3 separate regions of the Homo sapiens genome follow, and all the other regions are linked to region 2. The links are chromatin loops, found by intact Hi-C in ENCODE. Cell type or tissue: mammary epithelial cell. All regions are shown on one strand.

Evidence for each region. Peaks named below come from ENCODE experiments on the same cell type or tissue, not always from the same donor. Only the 100,000 strongest peaks of a DNase experiment are listed, where the experiment ranks them.
Region 1: a loop joins it to region 2, with 11 times the contacts of the local background. A loop is called at or near these places in 3 of 110 quality-filtered maps.
Region 3: it touches region 2 in a loop (4-fold over the local background); 15 of 110 quality-filtered maps call a loop at or near these places.

The regions. Positions count from the first base shown.
Region 1 is chr16:31,698,654-31,703,653 of GRCh38, forward strand. It overlaps the pseudogene CLUHP3. Among named protein-coding and RNA genes, the nearest start is that of KRABD5, 12 kb to the right of the region's middle. RefSeq lists silencers at 1,764-1,903, 2,164-2,313. In mammary epithelial cell, no CTCF peak of the experiment used is centred here; DNase peaks (open chromatin) are centred at 1,888 and 2,658; H3K4me3 peaks cover 1,145 bases; H3K27ac peaks cover 1,376 bases.
Region 2 is chr16:31,380,310-31,385,309 of GRCh38, forward strand. ITGAX (integrin subunit alpha X) reads left to right here. Exons shown (of 30, transcript NM_000887.5): 27 at 1-70; 28 at 214-315; 29 at 588-698; 30 at 1,494-2,690. The coding sequence ends at 1,598. Among named protein-coding and RNA genes, the nearest start is that of ITGAD, 11 kb to the right of the region's middle. RefSeq lists enhancers at 1,798-2,298, 2,299-2,799. In mammary epithelial cell, a CTCF peak has its summit at 2,445; no DNase peak of the experiment used is centred here.
Region 3 is chr16:31,212,495-31,217,494 of GRCh38, forward strand. It overlaps TRIM72 (tripartite motif containing 72), which reads left to right and starts at 1,625. Exons shown (of 7, transcript NM_001008274.4): 1 at 1,625-1,803; 2 at 2,238-2,634. The coding sequence starts at 2,245. PYDC1 (pyrin domain containing 1) reads right to left here and starts at 4,641. Exons shown (of 2, transcript NM_152901.4): 1 at 4,249-4,641; 2 at 3,468-3,663. The coding sequence starts at 4,534. The coding sequence ends at 4,265. RefSeq lists enhancers at 1,116-2,031, 2,032-2,946, 3,862-4,776. In mammary epithelial cell, no CTCF peak of the experiment used is centred here; a DNase peak (open chromatin) is centred at 2,927; H3K4me3 peaks cover 917 bases; H3K27me3 peaks cover 767 bases.

The sequences.
Region 1 (5,000 bases), 320 kb after region 2:
AGCTGCTTGAGTTGTGAGGTCTATGGAGGTACATGGGCTTTGGAGTCAGGCAAAGTTGATCCAGAGTCCCAGTCCAGCCACTTAGTAGCTGTAGTGCTTTGGACATGTTCCTTGACTTGGAACAGTTATATAAACCTTGCTGTAAGAAAAGGCAGAATGATACTGACTGCAAAATGGCTCTGGTGTCCATGCCCTTTGGAATATGCTTTTACAGCTGCTCCAACATAGAGGCAGAATCTGTTTCCTGACGCTTGGATCTGGGCTGGCCTTATTTGCTCTGGGCAATAGAAAGCTATCAATATGGCAATGTGACAGTTTGGGGTCTAGGGACATAAGGCCTTGAATGCTTCTGCTTTTTCTTTTAGAACCCTGCCATCTCCATGAGAACAAGCACATGTTAGCCTGCTGGAGGATGAGATCCCACTGGGGAGGAAAACCAAGGTGCCCCAGCTGACACCCAGAAGCAGAGCCACTTAGTCAACCAGCAGCTGACCACACACGCCTGAAGGAGCCCAGCTGAGACCAGAAGAATGGCCCAGTTGAGTCCAGCCTAAATGACTGACCATCCCAATCATGAGCTAATAAGGTTTAGGGTGGTTTTTAATGCAGCAATAGCTAACTGATACATACACCTGCAGTCAGGTTGCCAGGATTCAAATGACAGGTTGGTCACTACTTGTTGTTACCTGGCAAACAGAAGGCACTGTATAAGGTATTGATTTGCTTTTCCCTTTATTTAAAGTGGGGCCTCTTGTTGGATAGGGATAAATTATACAGAAATGCATGTTGACATGCTTGGTGCTTAAACTCACACAGTCCCCACACCATAGGAGGAAACAGCCCGCCATAGCCTAACCATCAGGGCCAAGGGCAAATTGCAAAATAAAAAAAATTTGCTTTTATTCCCTCCACATCCAAACTTTGGAGGTCAAGGCTGTAGACAGATCTGAAGTCAGGGGTTTCCTCCTGAAGCCTGACACTCTTCATTCACTGTCTGACCTTTGGAAGGCTGAGGGAGCCCTGCCCAGAAGCAGGTGGGCAGCAGTGGTCGACCTGTGGACACCTCCTGACTGCAGCCCTGGCTCTCTCACTGGGCACTGCCTCTCCCACCCTTGGGCATGAGGAAAGAGATGGGCAGGATGAGGGTGTTCGCTCTCGTCTGGCAGGAAAGGGGGTCCAGGCCCTCGATTTCCCTGAGGTTAGACGCGCAAGTGCCCTCAGATCTGCTCTTCAATGCGGAAGCCACTGCCCACGTGGGGCTGCTGAGCTCTTTGGATAGAGCTGGTTGGAACTGAGATGTGCTAGAAGTTTAAATACAGAGTGACTTTACAAGATTTAGTACCCCAAACTTAAGAAGCATTCTCTGGTGGTCTTCATTAATAATTTCATATTGCTCACATATTTGAGTGATAATATTTTGGATATATCGGGTTAAGGTATTACCATCAATTTTACCTGTTTTCCTTTCATGATGCCACTAGGCTACTGTAAATGACACATGCGGCTCAATTTTATTCCTATTGGACATTTCTGACTTAGAGGACTCCCTCCATTTTCAAATCTCATGCTGCCTCCACAAGGGACCAGAGGCCATGAAGGTTATGAAATCTGAAATTTTAAAAGAATCGTTATTATATAATTTTCAATTTTACATATTACCTATATTACTCATAAATTGATATAATCTTATGAGCAAAGTTAAATACCAATGTCCGGAGCAGCCCCAGGTCCCAGCACAGGGAGTCAGCCCTGCCTGAAAAGGGCTGCAGACAATCATTCATTCAGGCCTCATTCAGCCACACCTGTGATCGCATCTCCTGTCACTCGGGGGTAAGGGGGCGGGACCTGGAGCCCTATCCATTCAGCGGCGCCGTTGTCGAGCCTGTCCAATCAGGCGCGCAGCCGAAAAAGGGGGCGCACTTCCTGTGTTCTGGGCTGGCCTTTTCCTCTCCCAGGTGCGCTTCCCTGCTTGATCTGTGTACCCTGCTCTTTCTCCTTCATTCCGCAGCCTCCTTTGCCCTGTGACCTGCAGGTACTGGACGGTCCCTAGAGAGGATACCGGGACGCTCCTGAAGCCGCGAGATGGTGAGTCTGCGGGGCTGAGCTTCCCGAGACGCGGCAGGGGTCGGCTGGGAACCGGGCCTGCCCCTGGCGGCTCCGGGGTCGGGGCCCGGAGTCTCCTCGGTCACACGGTGCGGCTCGGCCGGCAGCTGGGACCCCGGGCGCCTCGTCCCGTCCCTGCGCGACGACCTTGGTCCTGCCTTGAGCCCTCTCTGGGCAGTTTCGCGCCCGCAGCCCCGTGTCTCCCCGCGTTGTGCGGTGATGACGGGAGGGGCCGTAGGGGAGAACCCCGGCTCGGGGTTCGGGCGTGGGAGGAGCTGTGGTCCGTGGGGTCCGTAGTCCTTTCTTTCTTTTGTTAAAAATTAAACTGAGGTTTGGTTAAAACGTTAAAGATTTTATCTGAGCAAATAACGACCCGTGAATCAGGAAGCCACAACCATGGATTGTGGTTTGGGGTCCACCGGAGGGGCTTGAAGGAAAGGGTTTAATAAGATGCATGAGGAAGCAAAGCCAATTCAGTAATTGATTGGCTACAATTACGTAGTCCCCTTATTTGAACTGTCCAGGCGGAAATTCCCTGATTATGTAATCAAAGGTTAATTGGTGGTTTGTGGTTGGTTAAGAGTGTTTTCTTTTCCTTTAAGTTATTTCTAAGAAATGCATGAGTTACGTTTTGGTTTTCTTAGGTAGAAACCCAGGGCACTACAGCCACTTCAGTCAAATTGCCTCCCATTTAATTATTTTAACACCCCACAGGGGGACTGATTTTCCCTGCATTTTCCAAATCTATGGCAAGGAGGGTCTCAAATCCACCACCCTGTTCCCCCAACCTAATTCTTCTAAGGCTTTCAGTAAAATTCTAAATTTTCACTTCCTTCTCCTGATTCTCAACTGCCAGCTTCCCCTCTGCAATTCACAACGTTATCAACTATTTGCTCTTTATTGTAGATTTCAAGCAGATGCAGCCTGACCATTAGGGCCAAGGCCAAATTGCAAAAAAAAAAAGAAGTTTGCCTTTATTCTACTCCATCCACATCTAAACTTTGGAGGTCAAGGCTGTGGACAGATCAGAAGACATAGTTCCCTCCTTCTGGGGCTCCACATCCTTCATTCACTGATCTCTGGGAAGGAGGATGGGTGGCAGGTAGGCAGCAATAGTCTACCTGTAGACACTTTCACCTAGGCCTTGAAGGATGAGTCAGTGTTTGCCCGACAGACTGAGATGTCAGGGGCAGCATGGAAAAGCAGAGAGGTGGGAGGGCAGGTTTCAGGTATTCTCAGTCCTCTGTGGTTTGGGGAATGTAGACCTAAGTGCAGGAGCCGGCAGGAGCTGGGGTTGCCTTTAGGCTGGTGCCTGAGAACACGGGCTTAAGAAGCTTGATTTTGGCTGGGTGTGGTGGCTCATGCCTGTGATCCCAGCACTTTGGGAGGCTGAGGCAGGCGGATCACCTGAGCTTAGGACCAGCCTGGCCAACATGGCCCCGTCTCTACTAAAAATACAAAAATTAGCTGGGCGTGGTGGCACATGCCTGTCCCACCTACTTGGGAGGCTGAGACAGGAGACTCTCTTGAACCCAGGAGGCGGAGGTTTCAGTGAGCCAAGATCACACCACTACACTCCGGCCTAGGCAACAGAGCAAGACTCCATCTCAAAAAAAAAAAGCAGCTTGGTTTTGTGAGCAGTGTGCTTCTTAGAAGGGTTCCAAGGGGCATTCTTGAAATAGGAGATGGGAAATTGAGGTTGGGTGACTAGATAAGTGGTGGGGGGCCTTCACACGCTGAGACCAGTTTGTGGAGGAAGATGAATTTCATCCCTGCAGGATGGGTCTTCCATGATACTGAAGGGAGAGCCACATGTTGATGCCCAGGACCAGCTGCCTCCTTGGTCTGAAAGGCCTGATCGAGGCCAGGATTGGCTATGAGAGCTGGGAAATGGGACCATCTTTGAAGCCATGGGAGAGGGTGAGGTGAGAATGAGGAGAGGCTGGGGGGCCCAACACTCCCAGCTCAGGACTGGAGGAAGAGGATGGAGCTGGAGAGGGAGGGACGAGGGTGTGGCATTGGTCAGGGAGGAGGAAAGGAAATGAGCAGTGGCCTGGGTGCTGGTGAGTGGACAGATGTACCTGGGCTGGAGAAGCCCCTGGGGCTTGGCCCTGAGGGTGGCCTTGGTGATGTGGGGAGAGTGGTTTGGACAGCGAGCTCAGGTGGAAGCCAGACTGTGGTGGGCTAAGGAGCAGTTGAGGAGGGAGGCACAGGATGTGAAAGGGAGAAGGTGCAGCTTGCAGGTGTGCCGAGGGTGAGCTGGGACTGTGGAGTCAAAGCTCTGGAGGGCACGCGGACACCGTTCCATATGACTTGTGTCCATCCAAGTGGGGTGAGGTGGACAGCCCTCCCTCACCAGCAAGGCCCAACCAACTCAGTGCCTTTCTTGTCACCCCCAGAGCCACCATCACTCATGTTCTTGAATGGGAACTGCCTGGAGACCCTGAAGAAGAAGGAGCCTGAAGGAGGAAGGAGGAGGCTGAGCCATCCCGGGAACATGGGCTGGATGAGGCCAAGCCAGGAGACGACACCACCAGATAGAAGTCACCATTCAGGATTTGGACTTTTCTGTGGAGATCCTGGCCCCGAGATCGAACCCTTCTCCCTGTGGGTATGATGGAGGAGGGGATCTGGGGACCAGGGCTTGAGCCTGCTGGGGAAGATGATGCTGGAAAACTCAGCCTTGCCCTGGCTCTTTCTGGCCCTGTGCTATAGGCAGGAAATGGAGGGCCCTGGGCCCTGCCCGGGGTCACTCTGCTAATGTGGTGGACCTGGGAATGGAGTCCGGGTTCAGTTACTGCCTTATTGCTAGAGGACAGCTACCAGCTGGGCCTACCAGCCCTGTTCAGGGAGAGGAGTGGGAATGGGTGGGTAGTGTCAGGTCCCAGGATGCCCCA
Region 2 (5,000 bases):
CTCCTTCAGCGTCCAGGAGGAGCTGGATTTCACCCTGAAGGGCAACCTCAGCTTTGGCTGGGTCCGCCAGGTGTGTGGGTGCAACGACAGAGCCCCTGCCCCAGACTCAGGCGGGACCTGGCATGTCTGTGCCCATCTGCAAGCCAGGGCACCCCCAGAGCTCTGAGCCTCCCCCAGAGCCAGTTCAACAGGTTTCCCCCAACCCCTTTGCAGATATTGCAGAAGAAGGTGTCGGTCGTGAGTGTGGCTGAAATTACGTTCGACACATCCGTGTACTCCCAGCTTCCAGGACAGGAGGCATTTATGAGAGCTCAGGTAGAGACCATGTGGAGGGCAGCGACCAGGCTGGAAAGAGGGCCCCTAGGGCTACATCTGTGGTGCTGGGTGGGGGGTTTGCAAGCCTTGGGGGAGGAGGGCGAAGGCCTCTGGGCAGGATAGCTGTCCCTAAGGGCACGGGTGCTGCTGTGTCTCACCTCTTGGAGCAGGGCCTGGGGAAGGAGGGGAGGGAGTTAAAGGTTGGGGAGCCTGGGAGGAGTCTGGGATAGTAGGAGGATGGGAGTGCTCTGACAGGGTCACTTCCACTTCAGACGACAACGGTGCTGGAGAAGTACAAGGTCCACAACCCCACCCCCCTCATCGTAGGCAGCTCCATTGGGGGTCTGTTGCTGCTGGCACTCATCACAGCGGTACTGTACAAAGTGAGTGTTTTATGCCACTCTTGACACCACCAGCATCTGGTCCCGCTCTTTTTGCAGAGTGAGAAGGAGCTCACTTTGAAGGCAGAGGCACATTCTTACTGGGTCACTTCATATGAGAAACTGCTTCCCACCTGCAATGTCACCTGTCCCCAGTGGCCCCCTGCTTTGTGATTCCCAGGCTTCCTCTAATATTTCTCCCTTTCTTTCCTGCTCTTCTCCATCATTCTACGTGTTTCCCTTGACAGCAGATTATCATATAAAAGCACAGACCTGGGTTTGAATGTCGACATCACCACGGGTTCTTTTTGTCTTTGACCATAGGCCAGTGTCTGCTCCACTCTGGGCCTTGATTTCTCAATGTGAAGGTGATTCTACCCCAGCTCATAGAATTTTGGCTAAATCTAGGCTGGGCACGGTGGCTCATGGCTGTAATCCCAGCAGTTTGGGAGATCGAGGCAGGTGGATCACTTGAAGTCAGGAGTTAAGAGACCAGCCTGGCCTACCTGGTGAAACCCCGTCTCTACTAAAAATACAAAAATTAGTTGGGCATGGTGGAGGTTGCAGTGAGCCGAGATCACGCCACTGCACTCCAGCCTGGGCAACAGAGTGAGACTCCATCTCAAAAAGAAAATAATTTTGGCTAAATCTAGATGACATGATGCATATAAAGTTCCTAGTGCAGTGCTTTGAACCTAGCAAGGATTTCAGAAATAGTGACCCCTCTCCCTCAGTCATCTCTTTTCCTCTCTTCCACTGAATGGGCTTCCTGAGTTTCTTCTTCGTCCTCCCCCCTAGGTTGGCTTCTTCAAGCGTCAGTACAAGGAAATGATGGAGGAGGCAAATGGACAAATTGCCCCAGAAAACGGGACACAGACCCCCAGCCCGCCCAGTGAGAAATGATCCCCTCTTTGCCTTGGACTTCTTCTCCCCCGCGAGTTTTCCCCACTTACTTACCCTCACCTGTCAGGCCTGACGGGGAGGAACCACTGCACCACCGAGAGAGGCTGGGATGGGCCTGCTTCCTGTCTTTGGGAGAAAACGTCTTGCTTGGGAAGGGGCCTTTGTCTTGTCAAGGTTCCAACTGGAAACCCTTAGGACAGGGTCCCTGCTGTGTTCCCCAAAGGACTTGACTTGCAATTTCTACCTAGAAATACATGGACAATACCCCCAGGCCTCAGTCTCCCTTCTCCCATGAGGCACGAATGATCTTTCTTTCCTTTCTTTTTTTTTTTTTTTCTTTTCTTTTTTTTTTTTTTGAGACGGAGTCTCGCTCTGTCACCCAGGCTGGAGTGCAATGGCGTGATCTCGGCTCACTGCAACCTCCGCCTCCCGGGTTCAAGTAATTCTGCTGTCTCAGCCTCCTGAGTAGCTGGGACTACAGGCACACGCCACCTCGCCCGGCCCGATCTTTCTAAAATACAGTTCTGAATATGCTGCTCATCCCCACCTGTCTTCAACAGCTCCCCATTACCCTCAGGACAATGTCTGAACTCTCCAGCTTCGCGTGAGAAGTCCCCTTCCATCCCAGAGGGTGGGCTTCAGGGCGCACAGCATGAGAGGCTCTGTGCCCCCATCACCCTCGTTTCCAGTGAATTAGTGTCATGTCAGCATCAGCTCAGGGCTTCATCGTGGGGCTCTCAGTTCCGATTTCCCAGGCTGAATTGGGAGTGAGATGCCTGCATGCTGGGTTCTGCACAGCTGGCCTCCCGCGTTGGGCAACATTGCTGGCTGGAAGGGAGGAGCGCCCTCTAGGGAGGGACATGGCCCCGGTGCGGCTGCAGCTCACCCAGCCCCAGGGGCAGAAGAGACCCAACCACTTCTATTTTTTGAGGCTATGAATATAGTACCTGAAAAAATGCCAAGACATGATTATTTTTTTAAAAAGCGTACTTTAAATGTTTGTGTTAATAAATTAAAACATGCACAAAAAGATGCATCTACCGCTCTTGGGAAATATGTCAAAGGTCTAAAAATAAAAAAGCCTTCTGTGGATATGAGTCCTGAAGGATGACACCCATGGGGTCCCTTTACCACGGTGGACCCTGGCCAGCACTGAGGCCTGGGGCCAGGACAAGAAGTTAACCAGAGTAGGGTTGTGAATATCCCTCTCTTGGAAGTAACCTGACCTCTTAATCTGCTCACTCCACTCTCAGGGCTGGTGCCGATGGTAAGCTGGTGGAGCTGTCGGGTGGAGGGGGCATAGAATAGAGAAGGGACAACCTCCAGTGGCTACTTTTCCACCTGGAAAGGTCTCTGGAGTGACCAATACTCACAAGCGTTTCCTACAAGTCCTAGGATGTGTTGAAGGGCACACTGTCTGCATATAGTGAGTGATTGAAGAACATGTTGGGGTCCCACATTGAGAGCTGCTGCCCACAATAAGGTCATTCTTGCTATTATGCCACCATCCTGGCATAAAGTTCATCATGGTGCTTGGCACTGAGCTGGGGGCCTCACAGGACAAGCCATTCCTGACCTCGGAGTGACGCCACTGCAGCTATCACCAGCAAGGGACCCGGGCCGTGTGGATGTTTCAATTAGAAAAACAGAAGGGAGGCAGTTGAGTGATTTGAAGGGAAGATGGAAAGTGGCCCTTTACCTCCAGCCAAAAATGTCTGTCCTATACATCAGCAGAGGCTCCAAAATCCCTGTGGATTTTGAAGCTTTTGAGTCCCCAGGATGACTAATTATTATGCAGTTTCCTCAGAAAGGGAATCAGAAGATAAGGCTTTGTAAGAATTCAGCCCTAATGGCTGGGCACAGTGGCTCATGCCTGTAATCCCAGCACTTTGGGAGGCCGAGGCAGGAGGATTGTTTGTGCTCAGAAATTTGAGACCACCCTGGGTAATATATTGAAACCTTGTGTCTACAAAAAAATTTAAAAATTACCCAGGCATGGTGGCATGTGCTTGTAGTCCCAGCTACTTGGTAGGCTGAAGCAGGAGGATCACTTGAGCCTGGGAGGTTGAGGATACAGTGAGCTGTGATTTGGACCACCACACTCCAGCCTGGGCAACAGAGAAAGATCATGTCTCAGAAAAAAAAAAAAAAATTGACCCTAGAGTGGTGTTTCTCAAAATGTGTTCCACGAACCACTGGTGGTCAATGATGGTCTTCTAAGTGGAAGGTTTTAGAGAAAAAGAGCAAGAAACCCATACATCTCAAACATTTGAAACTAGTGATTTGCACAGAAATAGTGTTGTGGCCTTAATAATTGTGTGGCACACGGACTCCAGGGACTACAGTGGGTTCTTGTCTAAATTCAGGCAACAAGTTGTTATTTTCTATTTTATTTTATTATTATTATTTTTTGAGATAGTCTCACTTTGTCTCCCGGGCTGGAGTGTAGTGGCACGATCTCGGCTCAACGCAACCTCTGTCTCCTGGGTTCAAGTGATGCCTCTGCCTCAGCCTCCCAAGTAGCTGGGAGTACAGGGGCGTACCACCATGCCCATTTTTATTTATTTATTTTTGAGACAGAGTCTCGCTCTGTCACCCAGGCTGGAGTGCAGTGGCATGATCTTGGCTCACTGCAACCTCCGCCTCCCAGGTTCAAGTTCAAGCGATTCTCCTGCCTCAGCCTCTGGAGTAGCTGGGATTACAGGCAGGCACCACCATTTCCAGCTAATTTTTGTATTTTTAGTATAGATGGGGTTTCACCATGTTGACTAGGCTGGTCTCGAACTCCTGACCTCATGATCCGCCCTCCTCGGCCTCCGAAAGTGCTGGGATTAGAGGTATGAGCCACTGTACTTGGCCGACAAGGTGTTATTTTCTGATATTCTTCCTTTGTGTGTTATTGTGTACATTTATTACATTTGCATTTTCAGGGTTGGCTATTGTGTTGCATTAGATCCCCGAATCACAAAATGGATCAATGGCTCAAAAGCATGGAAGTTGTGATTAAAAACTAATCTAATTGCTACAATTTACAATAATGTCATCAAAGTCAATATTGACTTTTAAATATTGAGCCCAGTGCACGTATAGTATAGACATGCATACCGGAATAAGTGATTGTGAGCCAAAACCCGAAAATATCTAGAAGGTATTATACTCCCTGACAGGTAGGTTGTATTGGTTCTGACATGTATTTGTCCCTAGTGTGCTGCCCATTCTGAAACTTTATCAAACAGTCGCATGAACCTCTGAAAGCTTTTGTGTTATTTTCTTATTTATTTATTTATTGAGATGGAGTCTTGCTCTGTCGCCCAGGCTGGAGTGCAGTGGCATCATCTTGGCTCACTGCAACCTTTGCCTCCTGGGTTCAAGTGATTCTCCTGCCTCAGCCTCTTGAGTAGC
Region 3 (5,000 bases), 170 kb before region 2:
CTTGTCACCCAGGCTGGAGTCCAGTGGTGCGATCTCGGTTCACTGCAACCTCTGCCTCCCGGGTTCAAGCGATTCTCCTGCCTCAGCCTCCCAAGTAGCTGGGATTACAGGTACCTGCCACCACACCCGGCTGAGTTTTGTATGTTTCATAGAGACGAAGTTTAACCATGTTGGCCAGGCTGGTCTCAAACTCCTGACCTCAAGTGATCCACCCGCCTGGGCCCCCCAAAGTGCTGGGATTACAGGTGTGAGCCATTGTGCCTGGCCCTTGCCAACTTTTTAATGGGGTTGTTTTCTGCTTGTTGAAATGTTTAGTTTCTTTATATATTCTGGATAGTAGATCTTTGTTGGATGCATAGTTTGTGAATATTTTCTTCCATTCTTTTTTTTTGAGACGGAGTCTCACTCTGTACCCCAGGCTGGAGTGCAGTGGCGCGATCTCGGCTCACTGCAAGCTCCGTCTCCCGGGTTCACACCATTCTCCTGCCTCAGCCTCCTGAGTAGCTGGGATTACAGGTGCCCGCCACTGCGCCCGGCTAATTTTTTGTATTTTTAGTAGAGACGGGGTTTCACTGTGGTCTCGATCTCCTGACCTCATGATCCACCCGCCTTGGCCTCCCAAGAGTGCTGGGATTACAGGCGTGAGCCACCGCGCCTGGCCTTTCTTCCATTCTTCAGTTGTCTGTCTGTTGATAGTTGCTTTTGCTTTTGCTGTGCAGAAGCTCTTTAGTTTAATGAGGTCCCACTTAACAATTTTTGTTTTTGTTGCTTTTGAGGACTTAGTCAAGAATTCTTTACCAAGGCTGATATCCAGAATAGTATTTCTCCTGCGGTTTCTTCTATGATTTTTATGGTTTGAAGTCTTACATTTAAATCTTTAACCCATCTTGAGTTAATTTTTTTTATATGGTGAAAGGTAGGGGTCCAGTTTCATTCTCTTGCATAAGGCTAGCCAGTTATCCCAGCGCCACTTAAATGAAATTTCAGCTGAGATTTGAAAGATACACATACAGGAACCAGGGCAGAATTGAGTTCTGGGCTGCAGGCTCTGGATTCAGTTCATTCATTTGTTCAATGTCTCTCTATCATTCATTCTCCAAGCATTTAGAGAGGCCTACTTTGTCCCAGGCTTGTCCTGGGTGTACTAGAGAGACCAAAGTGGAAAAGACCCTCCCCTCAGCTCTGGAGGAAGAAAACATTTCAGGGTGGGGTGAGGTCCTGCCCTCCTGCAGGTGGGGTAATCCTGCCAGGGTGACCTTGGTCAGCCATAAACTTGGGGAATGAGTGGGTGACAGGCTGGGGAGGGGCTGCCAGCAAGGAGGAAGGAGCTGGAGAGTGTGGAGGTGGGAGTGGGGGGAGAAAGGGCAGACCCCCTTCAATTTTCTGTCTTTTCTGTGGTGTGAAAGGCCCTGGCTCCCCGCTGGCTCTGAGCTCTGACTCCAGGCAGGCCGGGGAGAGAACAGTGGATGGGCCAAGACAGGTGGCCCTGTCATGTGATGTGTGCCCAGGGACTACTCAGCCCTCACTTTTAGAACGGTTTCCGGAAGTGATGGGAGGGATTGGGCAGGGCAGCTAAATATAGTCCTGGGGCCATGGCTCAGTCTGGGAGGGTCTTCCGCTGAGCACTGTGTGCCCATCACGCGTGGTGTCCACTGCCAGCTGCCCCTGTGAGTCCCTGTCCTTGCTTGGAGCCTGCTGCTTGTCTCAGATCCTTGGACCCAGCCCTGACCCCAGTCCAGCTAAGCTCAACCCTGACCGGTCCTCCTTCGAGACTCTTTCAGCCTAAGATCTCCAACCAGACCTGTGAGTCCCGTGGGCTGGAGAGAGGGGGAGGGGAGGTCTGGGTATCTTGGTAAAGTGAGGGAGGGGAGTCTCGGAGTGGGGGCTCTGGAGAATTTGGGTCCGGGACTAAGGTCAGAGGCTGAGGCCTGGGGCTAAGGCGAGGGCAAGGACAGTGGGCTAGAATCTGGGCTTGTGTTCAGGAACTGGGGTTGACTGATAGGGCATATTTTTGGGGTTGGAGCTGAGAATTGCAGTGGAGGCTGCTTTTGGGCCTGAGACCGAGTTCCTCTTTCCCCTTGGCCGTCAGAGTCCCATCCAGTGTAGGATGTGAGGTCTTTACAGGCTGGGGCTTCTCCCTGCGGGGCGGCGGGCCCGGCCTGGGCTAGGGCTGGGCCAGGGCTGGGCCGGGAGCGCGGCGCCGCGGGGTCCCCCTAACCTACTCCTCCTCCACCCAGGCCCGCCATGTCGGCTGCGCCCGGCCTCCTGCACCAGGAGCTGTCCTGCCCGCTGTGCCTGCAGCTGTTCGACGCGCCCGTGACAGCCGAGTGCGGCCACAGTTTCTGCCGCGCCTGCCTAGGCCGCGTGGCCGGGGAGCCGGCGGCGGATGGCACCGTTCTCTGCCCCTGCTGCCAGGCCCCCACGCGGCCGCAGGCACTCAGCACCAACCTGCAGCTGGCGCGCCTGGTGGAGGGGCTGGCCCAGGTGCCGCAGGGCCACTGCGAGGAGCACCTGGACCCGCTGAGCATCTACTGCGAGCAGGACCGCGCGCTGGTGTGCGGAGTGTGCGCCTCACTCGGCTCGCACCGCGGTCATCGCCTCCTGCCTGCCGCCGAGGCCCACGCACGCCTCAAGGTGCGGGATCCGCGCGCATCGTGGTCGGAGGGGCTGTTCGGTGGCACGGGGCCGATGGGGAGGTCGCTGCAGTGATTTGGATTCTGAGTCTCTAGAGAGGCTCACGAGCTCCTGGAGTTGCGGGGGGCGGGGGCGGGGCGAAGCAGCCAGGAAAGAGGGTCTGAGGAGCTTAAGGCGGGGCTGGCAGAGGAAAGCCGCGCAGGGATGGAGCCTGGCGATAAGGGCGCTGAGCAAACGTAGGTTTCCCGGCCTTAGTCCCTAGAGGAAACTGGAGATGGGCGGGCGGAGCCCCAGGGCGGGTCTGATGGGCCGGGCGGAGCCAGGCGGAGCAGGGACTGACCAGCCCCTGCGGCCCACGCTCGCATTCCTGCACCCGGTGGGCCGTTCGGGCTGGCTCCCTGCTCGGCGCTGGCCCACTTTGGACTGGAGGCGCGGCGTTCGGGACCGAGCCAGGCGGCCGGGGCAGGGTTGTCCCCTTGTGCTCAGCGGAGGCCCACGCACCCCTGAAGCTGCGGAACTTGGGCTGGCCTGACGGTCCCCAGGCGGGGCCTCACCAGAAGGGAGACTGTAAGGGCTAGGCAGCCGGGATCTGCACTTATGTGTGCGGGCCCAGGGTGGCACCGAGAGCCCCGTCCAGGATGTTTTTCTGGGTGGAGCTGGAAGTCCCGAAAGCCTTGGGAGCCCACACGCAGTTGTGCGCGTCCCGAAGTACCCAGCAGAGACACCCAGACAGAGGCAAATAGAGACGAACGCACACTGGCTGGTGCGTGTCATCCGTGTGGCAAAAGCACACACGTATAGCTACCGGCGGGCACGTGTGCGCGCAGCCCCAGTAAAGTCTGCCATGAATATTTATTGGGCAGTGGAAGAATAAATGACAGGTGCAGGGGCTGGAGGAGGCGGGGTCTGGAGGCACGGAGGCGTCCTTGGTCCCCGAGGTGGAGACACTGCTGTTGTCTTACGCGACTGGTGCGCGCGTGGGGCTGGCTTCACAGGCGTTGCATTACTCCTTTTGCCTTGACCCGCCTCCTAGAAGGGGTAGACCACCGTCCTTTCGTTGGTATTCGAGGCCCCCAGACTTCCCAGGGACCCAGCCTCTCAGTCCTGCCTGGCCCAGTTCAGCCCAGTCCTAGCTGGTGGTCTCCTAGCTCAGGGCAGGAGCCTCCTCCCGGGACCCCTCCCATCCCAGCACACCTGTGCTTAAGACCCCAACCTCAGGGCAACCCGCTCGGATCCCCTTCCATGCTGTGGAAGCTTTGTTCTTTTGCTCTTTGCAATAAATCTTGCTGCCGCTAAAAAAAAAACAAAAAACAAACAAACAAAAAAAACCCAACCTCGCCCAACCTTGCCCGTCTTTATCTGCGAAGAAAGCACAGAACCCATGAAACGGAACAGGGCCCAGGCAGCCCAGGAGCCTGGAAGGGGGCAGTGGGGCGAGATGCAGCCCACCAGGGTTCGCGGCAGCCCAGCCCTTCGCCCCCGGGAGGGGCTGGCCGGAGGTCTGAGGGAGGACCCCAGGAGGGACCCTGAAGGAGGGGAACAGGAAGGCTCTGGGCGGGACCTGACGCGTGGGTCCTTGGCGAGGAAGCGGGGTTGGGTCCCGAGATCACGTACCAGCTCAGAGTGGCCCTCACGCAGCCCGCTGCAGCCGTGCGGCCTCCTCCAACATGCGCATGTCGCGCAGCACGGCCACGACGAGCTCGGCTGCGTAGTCCTCGTAGTAGGAGGCGACCAGCTTGTCGGTGAGGTCCACGATATCTAGCTGCCCGAGCGCGCCCCGCGGGATGCGCTCAAAGCCCTCGCGCAGCGGCACCGTCCCCAGCTTCATCTTGAACTTCTTGAGCTCCTCCGGTGTCAGGTTCTCCAGCACCTTCAGGATGGCCTCGCGCTTCGTTCCCATGGCTCAGCCCTGCGCCTCTGAGCCTCCGAGGGCCTGGAGCCATCAGGTCCTACCTTTCCTGCAGCAGGTGGAGCTGCCGCCCCCGGGGATGTCCCGGGAAGGAGACTGATCTGGCAGCTCCTATTCAACCCTGTGGCTCCTGCTGGGAGGGGACTCTGCAAACACCGCCTAGAGGGTCCCCCAGTTTCCCCTGGGAGAGTGGGGGCGCCAAATTGTTGAGGTGGGGATTGCTGTTCCCAATCTGCAGAGGAGGAAACAGGTTGCAAGTCATTGAGGCAGGAATGGAACTGATTCCATGGTCAGGCACCTCCCAGCAAAGAAGTGGCTTTGTAGCCTGGCATGGTTGCTCATGCTTGTAGTGCCAGCTACTCGGGAGGCTGAAGCAAAAGGATTGCTTGAGCCTAGGAGTTCGAGTTGTGATTCTGCCACTGCACTCCAGCCTAGGCAATCCTGTCTCCAAAAAAAA